2 separate regions of the Mus musculus genome follow, and region 1 is linked to region 2. Evidence: chromatin loops called from intact Hi-C (ENCODE). Cell type or tissue: left cerebral cortex. All regions are shown on one strand. Links, peaks and the distances in the headings refer to the core of each region. The heading gives the core; the rest is flanking DNA. Region 1 overlaps Pcsk5 (proprotein convertase subtilisin/kexin type 5). Region 2 holds the start of Pcsk5 (proprotein convertase subtilisin/kexin type 5).

Region 1 (11,065 bases), core at 2,154-10,153, 67 kb after region 2:
ACAACAACAACAACAACAACAACAACAACAACAACATATTTTCTAACAGAAACAGAATTTTAGGATTTGAGTTGCTATCTGCTGAAATGTATACCCCTGCCTCTCTGAGGAGAGCTGACATGGTGTCCATGGATGGAGCTGATGTTCTCCGACTTAGCTCTTTAGCATCTGTCCCAATGGCTCCAAATTTTCTTACCTCTTGTTCTCTTATTTTAATTTTTATAAATAGCTATTTCCTAAGTGAAAGCATTCCCTTGAAATCTATCACAATGTTGTTAGGGAAGAGTGGAAAATAAGGATGTTTTACTAGTGTGGCTGCCGGATGAGAACAGGGAGACAGGTTTGGAGGGCCTTGCTTTTCAGTGTGGAGAGCAGAACTCTCTTGTTCTAGGCATTTCTGTTTCAAGAGAGACATTTCCATTTAGTGGTCCACCATACATTCAGGAATGGACAATTCTGTCTGCCCCTTCCATCAGAGCATTGCCTTACAAAACAAAATAAGGATCTGCGACTTCAAGCCCCAGTGCTCCCGTTTAAGACCTGCCTTGCTTTGTGTGCTATCTCTCCTTGGGAATAGTAACATCTAGTCTATATAACTGGGATGCTGTCAAGCTGCTAGATGATATTACAACTATTTTATAAATGTGTAAAGATTAGGCAAAAACTAATGCCTTAGTAATATTGAGATTCATGATCCAAAATATGGAAAATGGTTTAGCTTAAAACTGGTGACTGGTGGGAAGCTGACCCTGTAAAAGAGGCCTGGGATGAACACAGCCTTTGACCTACTCCTTGCAGCATTTGGGACCTGACCTCATGCAGCTCCTGACCCAGTTGGAACAGAGTTCAGGGGCAGAGTGGGTTTATTGGAACACTTTACTCTGTATACTGAACAGCAATTGGCCTGCCCCTCCCAACTGTAAGCAACAGATGGAAGAAATTCTGTTTTCTGAGTACCAGAGAGTATCTATTCACTAAAACTTGGAGACAGCCTGGTTCAAAGGAAGGAAATGAGCACTAAAGGCCAAAGAATGCATTCAGGACACGGGTGTCTGCTTGTGAAGACTCATGGCATCGTGGCTCTCTGGGCTTTTGGCTTCTACACAGTAGCACTGTTTTGAAGATCATGCAGGATAGTGCATTTGAGGAGCTTTTCCTAGAACATGCTAGGCCTTTTACTTAGAATTAGAATCTCTCTCTCTCTCTCTGCTTTTCTCCCACCCCCTCCCTCTGTCCCTCTGTCTCTCTCAGTGAACACTTGTGCAGAGGCTTTCAGCTCTATGAGCAAAAGTTTTCTTCTACAACAAATGGCTGTCATTAGTGAGGAGGAGGACTATGAAGGTTTCAGAGGTGAACTTTTACTAAAGAAACCTTATATACTCAAAAACTATATTCATTCATTCATTCAGCCAACCAACCTTCAGTATTTACTTTGGGATTTAGCAGAGGGGTGGTAGTACAGGGAAGATAGACATAGACCCTGATGTCTTGGGCATGCTATTGCTATCCATGAAAGGATTGATCCCATAACATCCTCAGAAGGCACACTGAGGATGAAGGCGTATGAGTATAGTATAATTGTAGAATGCAGAGTGCCTTAGAGGAGAGGAAACTATTAAGCAGTTCCTGAGCAGAAGTTAATGAATAAGACAGTTGAGGTGGCACAAGACCATTAGAAGGAGACTGGAAATGCTTCAGATGTGACAAAAAGGCACTGTGTCACCATATGTCATTATGCAGTTGAGCTGTGTGTATATGGAGTAATGGCATAGCTATCTCCAGAATTGTATAATAAAATCTTACCTAGTCCACATGCATAAGCTTGCACCTCAGCATGCTTGCTCAGGGCATCATCATATTATGATGTACAATATCTTGTTTGTATTAGAAGAAGCTGCTGCATGAGCTACACATAGAATTTGATGCATCCTCCCCGGAATAACATGCTCTAATACACTTAACTTCTTGCTTAGCTTGTACCCATGTCTGGTAATACATATCCCAATGCAGCTGGACATACAGAGCTTTGCAACTGTGGGAATACAGATATTTGGAGATGAAACTTAGTATTGTGGACTTTTGTAAACACAAGCTGTAGTTATCTGGGAAGATGAATCTCACATTGAGAAAATGCCTCCATTCTTTTCAGCAAGTGTTTAGGACATTTTCTTGATTAATGATTTATGTGGAAGGGCCTAGCCCACTGCGAGCAGTCCCATCCCTGGTCAGATGATCCTGGGATGTATAAGAAAGCAAACTGAGCCAGCCATGTGGAATAAGTCAGTAAGCAGTATTTCTCATTCCTCCATGCCCTCTGTTTCATATTCCTGCCTCCAGGTTCCTGCTCTGCCTTCCCTTCATGATGGATTGGTTATACGTTATAAGATGAAATAAACCCTTTGCGTTCCAAGTTGCTTTTGGTCAAGGTGCTTATTATAGCAATAGAAACCTAACTAAGACACTTAGAAATTCTCATGGAACTCAACTTCAGCTGGCCTTATATCAGACTGGTCAACTGAAAAGATTGTTGGGAGCTGTCCATGAGCTGGACACAATAATTTGCTTCATATAGCAGAGAACTGAAGATGCGAAAGGAATGGAGAAGGACCATGCTATTTACCTATTCAGTGAGTGTGTGGTAATTCTAAGTCCTTTACATGAACTGACTCATTTAAACAGTCTAAAGCCCTCACGGGGATTATTATAACCTCTAGATTCTCAATAGTTCAGAATAAAAGATTTTGTCTTGTCCACGCTTTCTATAATCTTACTTCTGCACTTTAAGATGTGTTTATCACTGTCTGTATGTAAGGCACAGATTTGGGCAGTAAGGGAGGTTGAGAAAATAATGTTGATCCAGGGTTCTTTTTCAGCCATAAAATAAAAATAAAATAGAAATCCTGCTTTCTTTGCTTCCATTTCTTAAATCATAGGTCAGGAGAGTCAATCAGCACAACCTTGGCATTTTAACAAGCTGGGGAATTGAAGAGGAAATGAAAGACAGGGGAATAGGATTAGTCTGAAACACCAGAGGTCAGGGCAGCCAATAGTGTATAGGCTTCTGACTGAGTGAAATATCCAAAGCTCCATGGGCAGTTAATCCTTGAAAGGAAATGGGGTGGGGGTGGAAATTATCAGAGAAGGAAACTAATTTTAATAATCATGGAAACAGAGGGAACATGGTTGTGAGGAGAGGGGCATGAGTAATAAAAAAGACCAGAGGAAACTTTGAAACTCCAAAAATTGCAAATTAAATCTCGATATTCAGGCTAGTTTATGCTTTTTATTTGTCACAAGACTGGTCCTGTTTTATTATTTCTAAAAATTATATACATGAAAAAGGAAGCCAGTTTTGAGCAGTAGCCATCCTGGGCCTCCCATTATTTTCTGTTCATTCCCTCGAGACAGTGTCCATCTGATTACCTGCTAGGATTACAGTTCTACTATAAAAATCACAATATTCCTAAACAGGTGATCTGGGAACATGAGCTTTAATTTGAGACATAGTCCTTCCAGTCAAATGTGGGACATCTGGTCGACCTTATCTATGGTAAGTGAAGGTCTGTCCACCAGCAAGTTCATGCCTGTCCTATGAGGGCAATGGAGATAAATAAACAATTGCATGGATTTAAAAGTGGGGAGGGTTCAAATGGTGCATCAACAACAAACAGAAGAACTAAGTGTCCACTCTTGTAGAAGCTATCGCTGTTATTAGACTGAATTGAGGCCTGATGATTGAGCTGAGTCTGAAGTTCAGGCCTCCCAACTGCATTTGGCACCATTTTACAGCCTCACCTGTACACTCTCCATGTGAAGAACACAAGATTCCACTGCTGCAAAATGTGATTAAAGCACCAGAGAGAAATCCAAGAAATTTAAGGCCATTTAATCAGTCAGCATTACCAACATATTCTTTACAATTACTTCATTAAATATTGATAGTTTAAATTTATTTTCTCACATAATCATTCAAGTTGGATTCTCAAGGACATCTGTCATTGGTCACATGGAGCCATTGTGTACTTGGTACATAGCTAGAACAACTGAGGTAAACTGGAGTTTTAATTTTACTTATTTTCATTGCCTCTATGTTTTAAACCTGACTTGATTGTTATTAGGAAATGTTTAGGCACATTTGACACAGTTGGACATGTGAATGTATTATTTCAATGTCTCATGAAATCTAAATTCAAAGAAAGTTTTCTAATGGAAATTTGGCACCCAAATTGAGAGGTGCTATGTGTAAAATGAATGTCTAAGTTTGAAAACTTGGTACCAGAATAGGTCTCACTAATGAGTTCTATATTGCTTACATATTAAGGTGATGATATTTTGGATGTATTGAGTTAACTAAAGAATATTACTAGTCATCTCACTTGATTATTTTCTATAAATGTGATTACTAGCAAAGTTAAAATGACATGTGGCTTATATTCTCTTTTTTGCTGACTAGCACTGGTTCAGGAATTAATTATCTACAATGTCCCTAACCGTGCACTTCCTAATGTTGTGCCTGGAAGGTTGCTAACCCACCAGGGGTAAACTAGGCATTCAAAGAAGGGATGAAAAATAGGCATAAATAATCTTCATTTTGCTAAGTACAAGCAAGCAAATATATGGATTACTGCTTGAATAATTGGATGTGGGGGACTATGTTTAGAATGTTCAAGAAGACTCACTGGGTATGGCTGAGCTGGACCTATGGGCGCACATGGTTGGGAGGCATGATGAAAAGTTTATCAGTCAAAAATTCTCTTTAGGATTAATACAACCTTAAATGGTAGGTGTGTAGCGATCCTTGGCCTCAAAGTCAAAAGAAGGCTAGGAATAAGGTGCTCTGCCCGGGGCAAGGCATAGTAAATTGAAAGTGTGGATCCATCTGGGCGAGAGAGCTAGGCAATCAGGGACCACATGGAGTGAGAGCTTGTTGCCAGATTCATCACCCTAAAGCCAGCTGGATGTTGAGGGTTAGAATGTGACAGGGTGGTTCTTCCAGAAGAATCAAAGCACTTTCCTTTTGACAGCTGTTGTGCAGCAGAATATATAACATAGCTTTTAAATTGTGATTTGTGTTTTTTTCTGTGCCCAGTTCCACCATGCCTCTGAACCTAGAAATGGTCCTGGTGCATTGGGATAGATAATTTTATTTACTCATTGAGCTCTCAGTGGAGACTTGAGGGCTAGCCAAAAACCAGAATTTGGGGTGAGATCACATAATTTGGTCCATCTGTTGGCAGTGGCGACATCAGCAGGTGTCAGGGAGCTGAAGACATTACACCTGACTGGCTGGCAAAAGCTGAAGTGGCATCAATGGAGATGCTAGGTGGCAGCAGAGTCTCAGTGGGCTTCCCACATGTCTAGAACTTCATCCTGTCTTGCTTCATCAGAGCTGGCATGTGTGATGGTTAATCACACAGGCTCTGAAGTGAAGTCTTGTCTGAATTCAGCCTTGCCAATTACTAGCTGTGGGAACGTGGGCAAAAAAGCCAATGTTTGTTTGAGTCCAGTTTCCTTTCATAATGATGTCATTTACATGATGCTAACCAAAGTCCTAGGACTCTTTATGGGGATTAAAGTACTCAATAAATTGAAGCTAAATTGTTGCTGGCATTGTATCCATTATTGCTTTTGCTTTTTTATTATTTAAAATTAAAGTTAGATGATCAGAGTAGGCTCAGAGGTTAGTGTTTAGGGAGACTTTACTCAGCACAGCCAATTGGGAATATCTACTAGCATACCATTCGGGAAAATAACATAATCTTGGCTCTTTCAGACAGCCGACTTTGGCAAACCCATGAAAATCACAGCTTTCCTCTAAAATTATTCTCAAATTTCTAATTCTAGCAATTTACAGTGAAAAATCTGAGGAGCCTTTGTGTTTAGGAAGGAGGAAAGATCTAGAGGTCTCATCCCCTGAATCATTTTGTTGACAGTGTCTACCACATGCAGCATCATGACATTATGTTTTTGCTTGTTTGTTTGTTGTGTTTGTTTGTTTGTTTGTTTGTTTTGGTTCTAGACCAACATAAGGAACTATAGACTTCATACCTGGCAGATGCTGGGGGTAGTATATGAACATTTGTTGAGTCCAATTTTAGTTTTTTATTAAAGAAGGTTTTTGGGGTTTTGTGGGGGGGTTGTTTTGTTTTTTAGGTGTGTGTGTGTGTGTATGTGTGTGTGTGTGTGTGTGAGAGAGAGAGAGAGACAGAGAGAGAGAGACAGAGAGACAGAGAGACAGAGAGACAGAGAGACAGAGAGAGAGAGAGAGAGAGAACTACAGCCTTAATTAGAAGTGGATTTACATCAGATAGTTTTATATCTTTATAGTTATATCAGTTAACATTTCTGAATCTACCTTTTTTTTTTTAATCTGGAAAATGGAAATAATATCCAACCTTTTCTTCCACTGAGAGGATTAAATGTGATGAAAATTTAGTACTTGTATCCCATTGTGGTTCTTTGTGGACAAATCCAATGACACTGGCTGGCTTAATGTTTCACTGTCTTGTGACAGCATTCCTAGTTGCATATATGGGTTTAAGATGGGCCGGTCTTAGATAACAGAAAAAAATCTACCCTAAAACCCATATTTATGTAGGTCAGCCCTTAACTGAGTAAAAGTCTATTACCAAGGCTCATCAAGCAAGTTGGGGTTCAAATAATTCATTTTATTGTAGTACTTTTTTTTCTTTTACAGAGATCCCCCACCCACACAAGGCAGTGAATATTTACATTTCTTGATGAATGTAGTCAAGGATTTGGGGAATGTTCTTACAACTTTCTTTCAGTATTCTCTCAGTGTACTCAAATATATTAAAGACACCTTGATATAAAAGCAATGAGTTAGCACAGAAATAAAAACCTGCCAACATTGCAGTGATTTCCAGTGTATGTAGCAGGCCCCACCGGAACTGTGTCCTTCATATAGCCTAGAAGATATGCTCAGTACCTGGTAGCATTTGTCTATGATACTTGATGGCTACTGAATGTTTGCATATTTATGGCATGCATATGGAATAAATACACAAATGCCAATGAATGACTAACATCAGGAGAATTTCAGCTTGACGAATGCCATTGTTAATGTATGGTTCATTTCAGCTTCACAAACTAATCATGCGTTCACTGTGCATCTGCTGTGTACATGCAGTATATTTCCAAAGGGCCCCATAATAAAATCATTTTAGGAAGACAGGGTTTATTTTTCATATTTTAATTTTTTTCTTGCCTTTACACATAGGATTGTTAATCCCTTTTGGCTAAATCCCAGGCTCAAGTGTTAGACAGAAATGGTAGTAGAATATGGGTCAAAGAGCTATCTTGAAAGGCGTAGGGGTTTTCTATCATGCACGTACAATTGTTCACCTTGATTCAAGTTCTTCACTTGAAGACAAAAGGTGGGCCCTGGAGGATCACTAAGATTCCCACCTAAAAAGCAGAGTCTGCTATAGAAAGCAAAAGGCTACCAGCTGAGGTCCTTCACAGATCATTGTAGAGTGCTGTGTTAGCCAAGGGTCTTCAGAGAAAACAGGTACCTCAAATGTGTTTAAGGAATGAGACTATGGAGGAGAACCTGGCACCTTGATTGTGGAAGCCAAAAAGCCTCATAACCTGCACTTTACTAGGTATAGACTCAGGACAGCTGGTGATTTACTACCACTCCAAATGTCTGAGAAGCCAGGGAGTCACTAGGATAAACCCCTGCCCAAGAGCTGAAAGAAACCTTAGCATCTATGCCCCAGCTCTGAAGACAGAAGGAATGGCCTTTCTTCTCTGATCTTTTGTCTTTTAAGGTCATTGATAGATTAAGTGGTACCCATTCACTCAGGCATGGCCAGGCATTCTTTTGATTGAATCTATAGACTCAAACACTAGTGTGCAGAACTGGTCTCATGGTACAACCAGAGGTAATAATCTAGATAGTCTCAGCTTAGTCAACTTGACATGCAAAATTAGCTGTACATGCTTATGAGTAAACCTTGTAGTAAGGTTGCTAAGGTATATTACAAGACTACGAATATCTCCAAGGCAAAAATCACCATTTTAGTTAAAGGCTAAATAGACAGAGGTACATCTTCTGGACCCATTGTCTGGCCAAATTTTCTTCCTAACTCTAGGAAGCCAGAGGTATTTCAGTACAACACCATTGCCAGAGTAGTGCCTAGCATCAAACAGGACATTTATGAATGGGTGTTGAATTAGGTTGATCTGAAGAATTTGTAAGGAACAACTATATCATAAAAGGTCTGAAAAACAATTGGTCTTAGAGTCTGGACAGCTGATGTAAGGGCTTGAATGTAAGCCTTACTATATTCAATATTCTTCCTGTGTAAACTGGTAAATTGATCAATTCAGCAAATACGGTGTGCCTGTGTTATCATCTAGGTTGTCCATCAAAGGCCAGAGACACAAAAGTAATAACATACTCCCTTTCTTCTTAGGGTGTATGATTCATGAAGAAGCTGGACAGGTAAATGATCAAAGTGCTTTTAGTGATGGCTGCAGTAGAAATAAGCATGGAGTGAACAGAAAGCGCCTCACTGACAGAAAACATGCTAGGATTAGGAACATTAAATAAGGGAGAATCAAGCTATAAGGAAATACAGCTCAGAGCTTCTTAAAGGTGTTAAGAAGCAGGTTATGAACAAATGAATCCAAGTTAAGGTTTTGGCTTTGGAAATGCTGAAAAGGACTCTCATCTGGTTTACCTCCCAGATTTATCAGTTCTCCAAGTAGGTGGTCAGCACCATTAGATAAATGTTGTGGAATAATTATGCAGTGTTATTATTTAATTATTTACATTAGCATAGACATCATAGGTACATGATGTGGCCTTGGTAATCTCCAAGAAGTTTGTGTTCTTCGGATTCTCTCTGCAGACTCCCTGGAAATGTACTCCAGTGGAGTGTCACCATGGCCTTCCCACACCTGAGTTCAAAATTAGCACCAATGCTCATTCTAGGGCAACTGCTGATTCCTCTTCAAAAAGGAGAAAAAGTAGGTGGCTTGTTTTCACAAAACAAATGTGAAAATTAACATGGATATTTTGTCATGTATATACACATAGTATGTATGTATATACGTGTGTAAGTTCAGAAGTGTCATGTTGTGACACTTGTGTGCAAGTTAGAGTCAGTCTTGGGTATAGGCCCTCACTTTCCACCTTGTCTGAGGGAGGGTCTGTGGTTCCCTGCTACATATGCTAGGCTATCTGGCTGGCAAGCTTCTTGCAGTTCTTGTGCCTCTCTCTGCAACCATCTCTTTTTAGAAGCACTGGGATTACACATGTCTGATTTTGTAGCCAACTTCATATCAGTTCTGAGGATCCAAACTCCAGTCTTTATACTTGCTTGGTAACTACTGTATTCATCTCTTCTTTGCTGTTCTCAGTTTTGTTTTTGTTTTTCTTCAAGACAGGGTCACGTTGTGTAGCCACACTGGCCTAGAACTTTCTATGTTCTCCAGGCCGAGAGCTACATGTGTCTTCATCCTGACTGCTTGGATTAAAGGTGTGGGCTGATATCTAGCTACTTCATAATAATAATCTAAATGCCAGTTCTTAGATGGTACTGTATCTTGCCTTAGGAGTAGCCCATGTGGGTCAAAAAGTGTCAAGGATCTAATGGAACCCTTCTAACAGGGCTTTGGGACTGTCTTTGAAGCAGAGCACCTCCTGCAGGAGGTGGCCTCATTTGCAAGTGGAGAGAGATGGTCCAGAGTGATGATTGGCTTTGCTCAAATCTTCTCACTCATCTGGCTCCACCCCCAGCTTAGACCTATGAAGACTGCAATCAGACAGAACGAGGCTGGGTAGACACAGGTCTCTTAATTTCTGACTTTGTCTCTAAGGCCAGCTTCATTGTCATACCCTGGCCAGCTGAGCAGCCAACTCAAGTCTGTGTCTCTTGGCTTAATTAAAGACGTGCACTCCATGGTCAGCATAGCTTGGCACACAGTACCTCACCATGCTTTCCTGGGGCAGATTGCTATGCCAGGAGGTGTCCTCAGGGTTTGCTGGGAATCAACTGGATTTGTCTTCACAGTCAGTTGTCTTGCTCATTTTTTGCACAGAGGTTAAGTGACCTTGATGAGGTCATCCTGCTTTTCAGAGGTTGAACACGATTTCTCAGCCCAGGTACCCTAGAACCTAATTCGTATAATCTGTGTCTGCCCTGTCTATCTGTCTCATCTTGTTGATTCTGCCTAGCTCAGAGCAGCTGGGTAACTAAGGATTCTAGTTCTAAGGGGTTTTGTTTTGTTTTATTTTTAATTTGGAAAATCTTCAGGCCTTGAACTTTATGTGCTCTTAAATTACAAGTTAAAAAATGCCCTTGAGGGAGAATGGATTTCTGTCAGCAATGCCAAGTCTATGCCTAGGAATCTCTTTGCATGTGTCAGATTTTTACTTTCCATTCAACAGGTAACTCTTGTGTCATTTGCACACTAAATAAGTCTCTTAACCCATTTGAAAGTGCTCATAGCTGAGTGACTTAGGACCCCTCAAACTCCTTGCCTGCAATATACAAGCTCAAGTGGATGCCATTCTCTGCTTACTTTTCTTTCCTTTTTTCCTTGTTTATTGCTGCCAAAGCCTCTAGTAGAGTCCTCGACAAAACCAACTAGTCCATCTGTGGCCACTGAAATGTTGGGATGTCTCAAAGAGGAGGAAAGCCATGTATCCCTTATCAGCTGTGGATAGTATTTCTGGGGGAGGGGAGGCACTGCTCTATGGTCAATAATTTGGGCATGGATTTGCTTTATTGGGTTCTACTCCAATGTGTGACCTGTTCAAGCCACTTAACTGCTGTGCCTCAGTCTTTCAACAGAACAGGAAGGTTCTCTTGGGAAGAGTTGGATAATGCTAATAATGTACTGGGTTGAAAGATTTCATTTTGAAAACACACACACACACACACAAATAATCAAATCACTGTATTTGTGAAAAGGTGTATATCTATTGATTTATCATTGGAAGTCAGAATACGTGGAAAAAGTAATAGTGACCACATAGTTATTCAAGCCTTAGCTCTGTGACCAAAATTCATGAACTCAAACATCAATTTTC
Region 2 (11,065 bases), core at 2,084-10,083:
CTTTTGGGGTAGCTAGAAGGAAATTAGAAGCTAGAAACTAGGAAGAGACAAAAAGTTGTCTCACTTCCTTCTTGTCTGAGAGAAAAAAAAAGCATCCACAGTCTTCACTCTTCTGTGAAGCGGTCTTGGAAGCTGTGTTGGTTAACATATAAAAGATGGCCAGGCAGTGGTGGCGCATGCCTTTAATCCCAGCACTTGGGGGGCAGAGGCAGGGGGATTTCTGAGTTCGAGGCCAGCCTGGTCTACAGAGTGAGTTCCAGGACAGCCAGGGCTACCCAGTGAAACCCTGTCTCGAAAAACCAAAACCAAAAACCAAAACAAAAAACCAAACAAATAAAAAAAAAATTAAAGATGACCTCAAAGGCATGAATGTGTGTTGGTGTCATTTGAAGGAATGTACACAACTTCTACTTGGATTAATTTGAACCCAAATTTGAGTCCTCCACTTCTTTCTTGTGTCTCCTGTCTGTCTGTAGTTGGAGGTTACTGGCCTGTGTCTGTGTCTGTCTCTTTTGCTATCCCCGACAAAGGGCTTTTCTCTGTATTTATGGAATAGCATGGAACACATGGCATGGGAAAGAAACAAGAGTTTTTACAGAATTCTTTAATGGAGTTTTACTCAGGGAGAAGTCATTTTACTTATCTCAACTGACTCAAATTGCAAACATAACCAACAGACATTATCAAGCTATATGCACATGTTGTCTCTAATATTTATAGTGGATATGTGTTTTACAATGTGCTTCCAATCTGTTGGCTGTTTTAGCAAATGATTACCATAGCACACACGTACACACTTATATTACTGTGGGTTGGGGGCATGGGACAGTACTTAGCTTAAATTAAAGCTATGCATTGACTGAGGCTGTAAAAGCTCATTACATAGGAAGTCCAAGGCATAGCAAGTTGGACACACTGTTCTCTTCAAGGCAAATTAAACCTAGATAGGCTGAGTACCCAGTATCATACAGGTTAAAGTAGAATCTGAAGGGACTGCAGGAAGTATTATTAAGTTCAGGGCAGGGGGGGGGATCTATAGATAGTACCATAAAACTGTATCACTACTGAAAGCTTTCTGAGGACCAGATTGTCATTGCAGGCTTTAATACAGAGAAGGTGGTCAGCAATGCCCATCTAAATCAACTTAAAGACATACTCAGGCTGCCTAAGGCTATAGGATGTATCCCCCTTAAGGTCACAGAACATACTTTTCTGCGGTAAATGTGACATCAAGCTTTGAGTGAACCTTTGTCTTGGGGATACTATGCATCATGGATCCTATCTCTAAGTGGTGTTAGTTCAGCATCGAGACATCAGAAAGGGGCAGTCAGATTTCTGTTTACCTGATAGAATTTGTTTCACCAGCCTGTGTAAATTAGGTTCATGTTAATTCTTGGTTCACAGAACACTACCATCTTTGGCCTGAGCAGTCTTTTTCCTGTTTTATTTGTGTTATTCATCCACCTAACTTATTCTTCTCCAATTAGATTACTATCATCAAAAATGGCTTTCTGTTGAACTCCATGATTTTATCTATTAAGTAAAATTGGACAATGTGCTATCTAATTTCTCCTTCAACTTTGATGTTCTAATGAATGACACTAGGACTTGAAATATATTTGGCTCTGCGCCTAGCATATAACAAATGCCTAATAAATGTGGCTTATTTGCATAACTTATTACTATTACCATTATTAAATCTGATGAATTTTTATTGCTATTCCTGAATTTCACATATCGGAAAGCTGTTTGGGATCACGTGACTCAGTGACTCTGCCGCTGAGCTGTAAAAAATCTAGCCACATTTTTCCCCTTGGTTGGCTCCAAAGTACCTATTATGAATTTATCATTGAATTACCAAATTTAAACCTAGAAGTAATTTTAAAGGTTAATTTTCATTGAGGTAGAAATGAAGCAAACTCTTCCTAGAATAATTTCAGTTTTCGAGGTCAAGATACGCCCTCATGGGGTTCTTGTGCATTTTAGTGGACTTCTTCTCTGCTGTTTAGATTTCACTTAAGGATTCTTTTAGAGCTGTAAGGGACCTTGGCAAAGAGGCCAAACACCAGTGAAGCCTCATTGTCAAGTCGTAACTTACTAGGTATAAAACAGGGTAAACACGTAAAACTGTCTCATTTCATGCTGTATGGCAGTGATAGAGGGAACATAGATGTCAAACCTTGAGATGTTACTTCTTTTTTTTATCCAAAGCTTTAATTTGGACATCTTGTCTAATGTCAGCAATGGCTTTGGCACCACCATGCCATCAGCTACCCCTCCCCCACTGCCCTTTGGCTTCTGAGTATTTATGATAAGACTGACTGTCATAACTAGCATACCTAAAGTGCCAGAGCCATGCATCCCTTTGCTGTAGCCCTGAGTCCTTATCTGAAAGTTGCATTCTTGGCCAAAGGAGACTCCATTCAAGGAAGCTAAGGAGCTAATGAAGACTCTTAACTCAGGAGGAAGTTTCTTTATCGACAGATAGAGATATCTTCTTTCTATTTTTTTTTTAATCAGGCTTAGTGGTAAATGCTGTCTCACCAGCTGGGTTTTCTCTTTTAAATACACTTATATCAAAAGGGAAGACCCCTCCCTTTAAGACACTAAACCTTGATGTGAGAATTGGCTGAGTGATTCTCCCCAACTCATACCTTCATTATAATTGGGTATGTCAAACAGAAGACACTTGCAGAAAGCAAGAATGTTAGTGGAAAAGAAAGATAAATACATCATAGAAAAATTAGTAATGAGCAATTTGTTATCCTGGGGGAAAAGGTTTTAGCTTCCAGGAGACTCAGGCATTTCTCTTTACTTAATCCACAATTCAAACCCAGAGGCAACATGGCTTTCAAAGTGCATGTGTGTGTGTGTGTGTGTGTGTGTGTGTGTGTGTGTGTGTGTGCTGTTGATAGATTTCCAGAATCCTAGAGAGAAATCTACAGGCCATGTCTCAAGCTTGACTCTCAAAGTACTTTGTACTGGGACCATCCTCTTGCTGTTGATCAAGTTCAGATATGCTCTCTTGCCCAACCGAGAACAAATCCATGCAATTCTGTCTCTTACATATGTGCTGAGATTTAGATCATCAGTTAACTCTGATTGTTCTATCTGGAATTCAGCAACTTTTAATAGCATGGATGCAGATGGTCACCCTGGCAATTAGCAAATCTCCCTGTCCCTGTCCCTGTCCCTGTCCCTCTCCCTCTCCCTCCTCTCTCTCCCCTTCCTCCCTCCCTCCCTCCCTGCCCCCTTACTCTGGAATCTATGGTTGAGAGGGGTGGTAAGAGGTCTGTCCAAAGGGACTGGCCAGTAGCCAGACTATACGGACTCTAGAGCCAAGCAAAATGCCTAGGTTTCTCTCTTTACAAAAATAATGCCAAGTAACAATGAGCATTTTCTTTAGAGAATTCTGAGCCTAAATTCCACCAATATTTTGTGCCCCACCCCCGACTATGTCCAGCACAATCTGATAGGAATCATAGACCAGGCCCTTGAAACAGATGTGTTAAACTAGCCAAATAAATAAATCAATAGAATGCATGCCTTTCTGCAGCATGTATCTGCTTTTCTCATCTACCTCTTGATCTGTAATGTATGGGCATTGTTATTTGAATTTGTTTGAAAGAAAAAAAATATAATCTATTTATACAATATGCAAAATCTATAAAATTTATGCTCCAAGGTGCTAGTAGATTTAAGCTTGCAGATATCCTTCAGACAGTTAAATCATCCTGAGATGGGTTAATCTCAGACACAGTCAACTAGTCTTTAGGAAGAATGACAAGGGATTGGAAGAGGAGAGGGATAGGATGTGAGGGCTTCGGACAGCTGCTTCTTTTAAGGTTAGGCAAACCATTTCATAAAGACCAATTTTTCTTTTTACAAGAAACTACTCTTTGGCCCCTCACCTGCAAAAGACAAGGTGGTTAGAGAAGTCTGAAGAAGGCCAGACACCATTCCCTGTTGTGTCTGAAGTCATGGTACTTTAACGCAGACTTGGTGGCATTTCATCTGACTTCCTCTGTGGTCCTTTTTATATTACTCTCCCCCTCTGCTCTGGTGACATACTTGGAAAGTTGGAAAACTCTCCTTGCTGAGGTAAATGAAGCCCTTGGAGATAAGGACACAGAAACGAATGACCGAATGGCCGCTCCCTTGGAACCCACACTTATCCGTTCTCTAGTACTGTAGATATTCATAGAAATATCTTTCCATGCTCTAAGCAGGGATTTCACCCTCCTGTGATGTTGCTGCTGAGTATCAGAATGGCTGATCTCCCAAGTCAACAGGCGACAGACTTTTGGCTTTGGCTTTTGTAAGAGTGAATGATACTTAACTGTCCTGTGTGACAGCTTCTCCGGGGAGCAGAATGCGCAAAATAAACAGTTACTGAAAAGCATAAAGAATTAGTGAAGTGAAAATCTCGATATTTGTTTTGAAATTGAGACAGGAGTGACCTTAAAATGCTCAGTCCTGGGCGTTTAGCGCCGGGATGAATGAATCTTTGCCCATACTTCCCTCTCATTATCCTGTAAATCTTAGACTTTCCAGAGTAACGGGAAATTAATTCAAATGCAGCCCGGCGGAATAAAAAGGATAGAAATCAAGACTCCGGAGGCACTCTCCTCTCAGCCCTTTGGGGAGAGGACTTCACTGGCCCGACCCTGGAGTTTACAGCAGGGAGAACAGGGAGGCGCTAGGACCTGGGTGGCTCCTGGCTGAGGCCCCGCTCGTGAGGGCGGAGGAGTAGAGGAGGAGGGAGATGTGGGAAAGGAGGGGTGCTCCGGGGGGCGGGGGAGTCATTTATGCGGAGCGGGCGCCGCTGCCGTCGCCACTCACAGTCCCGGCGCGCTGCTCGGAGCCGGAGGGAGCGCAGCGAGAGGGCGAGCGAGCGAGCGAGCGCTTGGAGCCGGGTTCAGCAGAGGGGGCGCCCGGCCGCTGCTTGCGCTCCGGCCGGTCGTTTCCACGGAGCTCCAGGGCCGGAGAGGAGCAAGAGGCAAACGAAGAGTCCAAGAGCAAAGCCGGGAGAGCCCGCGGCGGAGGCTCCAGTCCCACTCCGCCGCCTCCCGTGCAAGCCGGGGAGCGATCGCTCAACGCCCCGCCGGCCCAGAGCCCGTCACCCCGTCCCCTCTGCCCCAGGCATGGTCTAAGAGCCTGAGAGGGGCTAGCTGTTCTGCTCTGCTCCCGGGCTCTCAGCCTCCTACCGACCGCTCCCGGCTGCGCGCCCCGCCGGCCCAGGCCGGAGAAGTTAGTTGTGCGCGCTGCTTAGCGCGCGAGCCAGCGGGCGGGCGAAGGCGGCGAAGCGTCGGGACCATGGACTGGGACTGGGGGAACCGCTGCAGCCGCCCGGGACGGCGGGACCTGCTGTGCGTGCTGGCACTGCTCGCCGGCTGTCTGCTCCCGGTATGCCGGACGCGCGTCTACACCAACCACTGGGCAGTGAAGATCGCCGGCGGCTTCGCGGAGGCAGATCGCATAGCCAGCAAGTACGGATTCATCAACGTAGGACAGGTAACCAACCCCCGGTGACACAGGCTCTGCACCCAGAAGCTAGTCGTTTGGGGGCTTCTTGTCCCCTCCGCTTCGACCCCTCCCCCTTTTCCAGATGTGCTTCTGCAGCTGTGGCCCGAACTCTAGGGCGATGCTCTCTCCAACGCGCTCGTTGCACAGTCACACACATGCCCCGAAGTTGCTGGGATCTCTGTTTAATTTGTTTTTACAAGCAATGAGGGACAGGTAGGGTCTGTGGAAAATATGGAGTGCCCTTGGACAGGTTGAGACTCGCCTGGACCTTTGGACCTGGGAAGTCCAGAAGCGCTATTTAGCTTGAGGAAATAGCCCTGCGAGTGGCTGTGGCAGGGAAGGTTGAGACTTTTGGAGGCCAAGGAGTGAGAACGCCCCTGGTTCTAACTGGGAGAGAAAAGCCTGGATTAACCTCCTGGGCCACAGAATTGCTGTGCTCTGGAGGGCTTTGAGTGCGGCGTCTGGAAGGGAGGTGGTGGGGAGAGAGGAAGGGGGCGGGACACTGGGAGGGAAGCACGGATTTAGGGGGGTCCTGGCTGCTGCCTCTCTTGGCCAGGATCCAAATGTGGGCCCCCGGAGCTGGGTGGGGAGGAACCTGGGAGACATTGAAAGCGGCTGAAATGTTCTGCTCCGGGAACTTGGGAATCTTCTACTGGCGTGGAACCTGGGGTACCCGGTTGTGGCGTGTGGCAGGAATGCTTTGCTGAGGTGCCTTTGGTGGGTTTTCGTTCGATTTGCCATGCTGAGGGAAATGCCAATACATTTTATGGGACCCTTGGCAGCGCCACCGATTTGTATTCTGGCTTAAATGGCCTGGATTTCAATGTCCTCTTCCCCATGTCCCTACCAAAAACTGGACTGGAGAGGGCTCCGTTAAATGCCCCTCCTAAGGACCTCACAACTTCTTTGGAACTGATCCAGGGAGGGAGCCCTGCCGCGGCTCTGACGCGACTAGAATTGAAAGTAAAGCCAAGGTGGGAGGGCCCTAGGGGCGTTTGGGGGCGTTCACACGGTGCTTCAAGGCTGCGGGACAGGAAGGTGCCCACTAATACTGCTGAAGCACGAGGGCACAGATGGTTTCTGAGAACCGTTTCCTTAGAACTCCACACCTACGATGGCGGGATGGTTGGACAGCCCTCGCTCTGTCCACTGGGGGGAAGTGGTCAGGAGCAGAGCTGCTGTGCCTGCTTCTAGAAACAAGCTGGGGAGCAGCTGTGAGAGTTCAGAGGACAAGAGGGCTGGCAAGGTCTTGCTCTTTACCCTGCCTCCTGTAGGGAGGATGTATTCCAGAGAAGCCAGTTCCGTGGAGGACTGAGACCAGGGCAAGGCATAGCTTATGTTCTATTCCCCACCCTTTCTTTCCCTTGGTCCCCTAAAGAATTCAGATTTTGTTGCCAGAGTGCCCATCACCTGCAGGAGAACTGCCTCTTGGAGTTCTATTGACCTCTTCTGTGAAAGATACCCTGAGTCCATTCTGGTCTTTTCACAGTTGAGCCCTGAATGTCCCTCAGTGGTGGTAAGGGGAAAAGAACATATCTCTGATCTTTCACGAGACATTTTCAATTCAGCCAACATTAAGCATCTTCTATGCCAGTTGTATTAGGGAGGCTAAGTTCTCAAAATCACACTGATTTCTTAATTTCAGAAACAACATTGACAAACAAGAGATTAGGAGCTTGGGACAGGAGGCTGATCCCCACATACAAAGCCACAGTAGGGACCTAAGATTGTGATTCAGGCTGGCTCTTCTGTGCATCTTGCCAATTAGAGAATACTTCCACCCAATGTGCAGAAGGAACAAGTAAAATTCCCATACTCCTGAATAATGATTGGGTAGCTCAGTACACTGGAAGCAAATATCCAGTCATGGCTCACTAATATTTAGTTTAAAAGGACCTGGACTTGGAAATACTAGGATGCTTCTAACTTGAAGGGTAGAGAGACTCCTGTCCTCCTGGACTCAGAATAGAGCTTAGAGTTCAGAATCCCACAGCCTCTAGTTAGAGGGGAGAGAGAACTCCTCTCTCATCCATTTTAAACATGTAAACATGTTAGTATCCTATAGCCTCTACAGACTTTTTACAAGTGCCTTTATAGTGAGGGTCTACAGCTTTTCATGTTAAGAAGAATACTAAGAAAGTTTATATATACGTAACATGAAAAAACTATTTGATGTAGTTTTTTACAACCCTGATGTGGAAATACAGCCATCCCAGTAGTTACAGAGGACCGCTGAATTGATGCAATCACTAATGTAAAAAGATCTGCTATTGTACAGTGTAAAACATTTCCCTGTGGATCAAAGGGGTATGAGCTTTGGTTGAGACTTAGGCGTGGTAAATTGAGTTCTTGTGTGTAAGATCCTGGCACTGTAAGGGCAGAAGGTATTTCTTATCTTCTTCATCCTTTACTGCACTGACCTTTTAACACTTTCCACATCCTTTTGTTATTCTTTCTAGCCAGCAATAAACCAGATGTGGTTCGGCTTAGGGCAGTAAATAATTTGCAAATGTCTCTGGAATGTTTTCACATTTTTACCCAGTTGTGCTGAGGATTGGGGGTGTTATCACATGTGTCACAAGTTAGAACACACACACACACACACACACACACACACGTGTGTGTGTGTGTGTGTGTGTGTCTGTCTGTCTGTCTGTCTGTCTATCTGTCTTCACTATGATAGTCTAGTGAGTAAGGTAGTACATTTTCACCACACTGAAGCTACAATGTTGACTGTCTACTTAGAATATCAATGCAGTGCTTTATGTAGTATGTTAGCAATTAAAGTTAAGATTTCTGGCCTGGAGATTTCTGCAGAAAAGCCTAGGAGGTTCTCTTTCCTGTTCAGGGAAGGCAGGATGTTCCGAGTAACAGGAGAAGCAAGCAAACAGACAAACACAAAGGGTTTCTGGGAGGAATCAGCGATGAGGACTCTCTTGCTTGTGGTTATGGAGACAGCATTATCCTTCCCTGGTTTTCATAACATGCTTCCATTTTGTGAATGATCTATGCTATAAAATTCTGACGTGATGCCTAGCCCTAACCATTGTTAGTGGTTGCTAGTTTGTCAGACAGAGTACATCAAGTTTTGTTTTCTATGTCAGCTCTATGATGCCTGCATTCGACAAGCTGAGCTCCTACTAGAAACCCCCGGAGTATCTAGAAATGCCAGCTGCTATGACAGTGGTTCTCAATTTGTGGATCACAAACCCTTTTGGGAGAGTCCAGTCATCCTTTCACAGGGGTTGCTTACGACCATTAGAAGTGTCAGACATTTACATTATGATTCATAACAGTAGCAGAATTTTATTTAAGAAGGAACAATGAAAATAATTTTATGGTTAGTCATCATCACAATATGAGGAACTATATTAAAGGGCCACAGCATTAGGAAGGTTGAGAAATGCTGCCCTATTGGAATGCCTAAAGGTGGGAGATATGCATGGCTGTTGGCCTGCTTGGTTGAGAAAGAAGAAGCCTTTATTCTCTGAGTCTTTGGGCTAACAGTGTACTGGTCAGGGAACCGACATATAAAGGAGTAAGATCAGATACGTATTATCAATTGTAGGTAGAATAAATCCATACAGAGAGGAATTAATCTCTGGTTTTTTGAATCCAGGGAGAAAGTCTCTTGTGAAGAGTTGGTTTGCAATGGGTATGTGTTGTATGTATCCTTCTGTGAACTACCTTACCATCATTGATTCCAAGAGTGAGATGACCAATAGAAGCCTTACTTACCAGCAACCATGGCACGTCTTGAGCAAGTCTCCACAAGGATAAAGCCAAATGGAAGCCATCCTGGGCATTTGCTTTACAGGAGGCTGCCCCAGAGAACATATGGGTGTGCAGACTGCAGAAGCCACGAACAAGGCTGTAGAGAGTCATTGAACTCAATGGCGCCCCTGTGCCTTCATGTGTAAAGTGATAAATCTTGAGATAATCGAGTGAGTTAACTATGCACTGCTTAGCTCAGCTCAGCACATACGCCTGCAGTTAAAGGTTTGTTGGATTCGAACCAGAGGAGGAATGTTGAAATAAGCAAGAGCTAAATGTTAATTAGATACAAAAGAAGGACATTTTTAAGATGGAAGATACAAAATGTAGATGTCAGAAAAGTGATTTTTTTTTTATGGCTAAGTTAGGTGGGTTTTATACACAGGGAGAATGATTTTGTCTTTCAGCTAACCAGTTAAGACAGTTTAAAAACAGTTTTAGATTAAACTTAAAACATGAGAGCTGATTTCCCTGGATGTTGGGTACCACCTTCTCTTATTTATCTTTGTTGTAGCCTTAAATATAGGCTAAGCTTGCTTGAGATGGAAGGAAGGGACAGTATGTAAAGAAGAAGGGCTAGGGATGTAGCTTAGCTGGTAATACTGTACAGAGAGCAGAGGTCAGTCCCTAGCACCACATAAATTGGGCATAGTGGTGCATGGATTGGAAGTTCAGGGTGATTGATATATATATATATATATTTCAAGGTCGTCCTGAGCACAGCCTGGACTACATGACATACCTTCTGAAACTGAAAATATCTGAAGAGTAATTATATAATAAAGTGTTTTATCTTAGCACATTATGTTAAATCCTACTTGAATTAAAATGTTAAAAAACAAATGTTATTTATACAGATAAAGTCAGATGACTTCTCAGATAAGCAGGGAATTACCTTGAGCAGGAAGAACCTTGCTCAAAGATGTCATGGAGCTGCCTGATTTCCTGATTAATTTTGACCTGTGAATAATTGGATTCTTAAGTACTGATGAATGTTGAAGAGGGACTTCTGGGTGTTCATGGATAGCATAAAAATAGGGGATGTGGCTACCCTGATCAGCTGTACTCGAGTGGACTGTGTTTCTCTAGTAAACCTGTAAGTGTTTTGTAAACAGGAGAATAAATGGATGGTTACTCCCACTTTGGTCCCGAGGTGATATACGTCTGGTCTTGCACAGGGTAGCTCTTCACACCCAACCTTAGTGCTGCCTTGGTTAGCTGCTTTCACATGCCTGATTCTTAAGGTGAGACTGAATCAGAGCAGGAAAATCTTTACTGGACAAAGCCATCAAAGACCATGGCCTAATGATGATGGAGTGTGTGTGTGTGTGTGTGTGTGTGTGTGTGTGTGTGTGTGTTCTGGAATAGCCTCATAGACAAAGAATGGCTTATATGAGTCCTTTGGGGTTCTGTTCAAATTTTTGAAAATCTTTTCTCTCTTTCCTTTTTTTTTTCCTCTTGTGAGCCCCAAAGCCATTGAATTTCCCTTATCACAGTCTTTCATGGGCTTGTATCCAGAGGTTTTAACTTGAAAGGTCAGCCAGAAAAGCAGCATAGTATGCTGGGAAACTGTCCAGAGAAAGGGAGTCCTGACCCAGAAACACCCCTTGGGATGGGAGGGGTATTTGTGTTGTTGGTTCAGGTTCTGTGCAGCAGAGCTTGGACTCTCCCCAAGGCAGAACCATCTCCAGGTGTCTTTTTGCCTTGCAACCACATCACTCTGCTCATTCAGGCTGGGCTGCCTGTGCGATAAAAACGAATGCCT

The links. Peaks named below come from ENCODE experiments on the same cell type or tissue, not always from the same donor. Only the 100,000 strongest peaks of a DNase experiment are listed, where the experiment ranks them.
Region 1: a loop joins it to region 2, with 2.2 times the contacts of the local background. A loop is called at or near these places in 2 of 42 quality-filtered maps.

The regions. Positions count from the first base shown.
Region 1 is chr19:17,764,043-17,775,107 of GRCm38, reverse strand. All of the region lies in intron 2 of Pcsk5 (proprotein convertase subtilisin/kexin type 5), which reads left to right. Among named protein-coding and RNA genes, the nearest start is that of Pcsk5, 68 kb to the left of the region's middle. In left cerebral cortex, for the core only: a CTCF peak has its summit at 5,325; DNase peaks (open chromatin) are centred at 5,350 and 5,750.
Region 2 is chr19:17,831,404-17,842,468 of GRCm38, reverse strand. Pcsk5 (proprotein convertase subtilisin/kexin type 5) reads left to right here and starts at 4,837. Exons shown (of 38, transcript NM_001190483.2): 1 at 4,837-5,514. The coding sequence starts at 5,317. In left cerebral cortex, for the core only: CTCF peaks have their summits at 5,180 and 6,678 (motif pointing right); DNase peaks (open chromatin) are centred at 5,628, 5,901, 6,606, 7,259 and 2 more places; H3K4me3 peaks cover 3,418 bases; H3K27ac peaks cover 1,534 bases.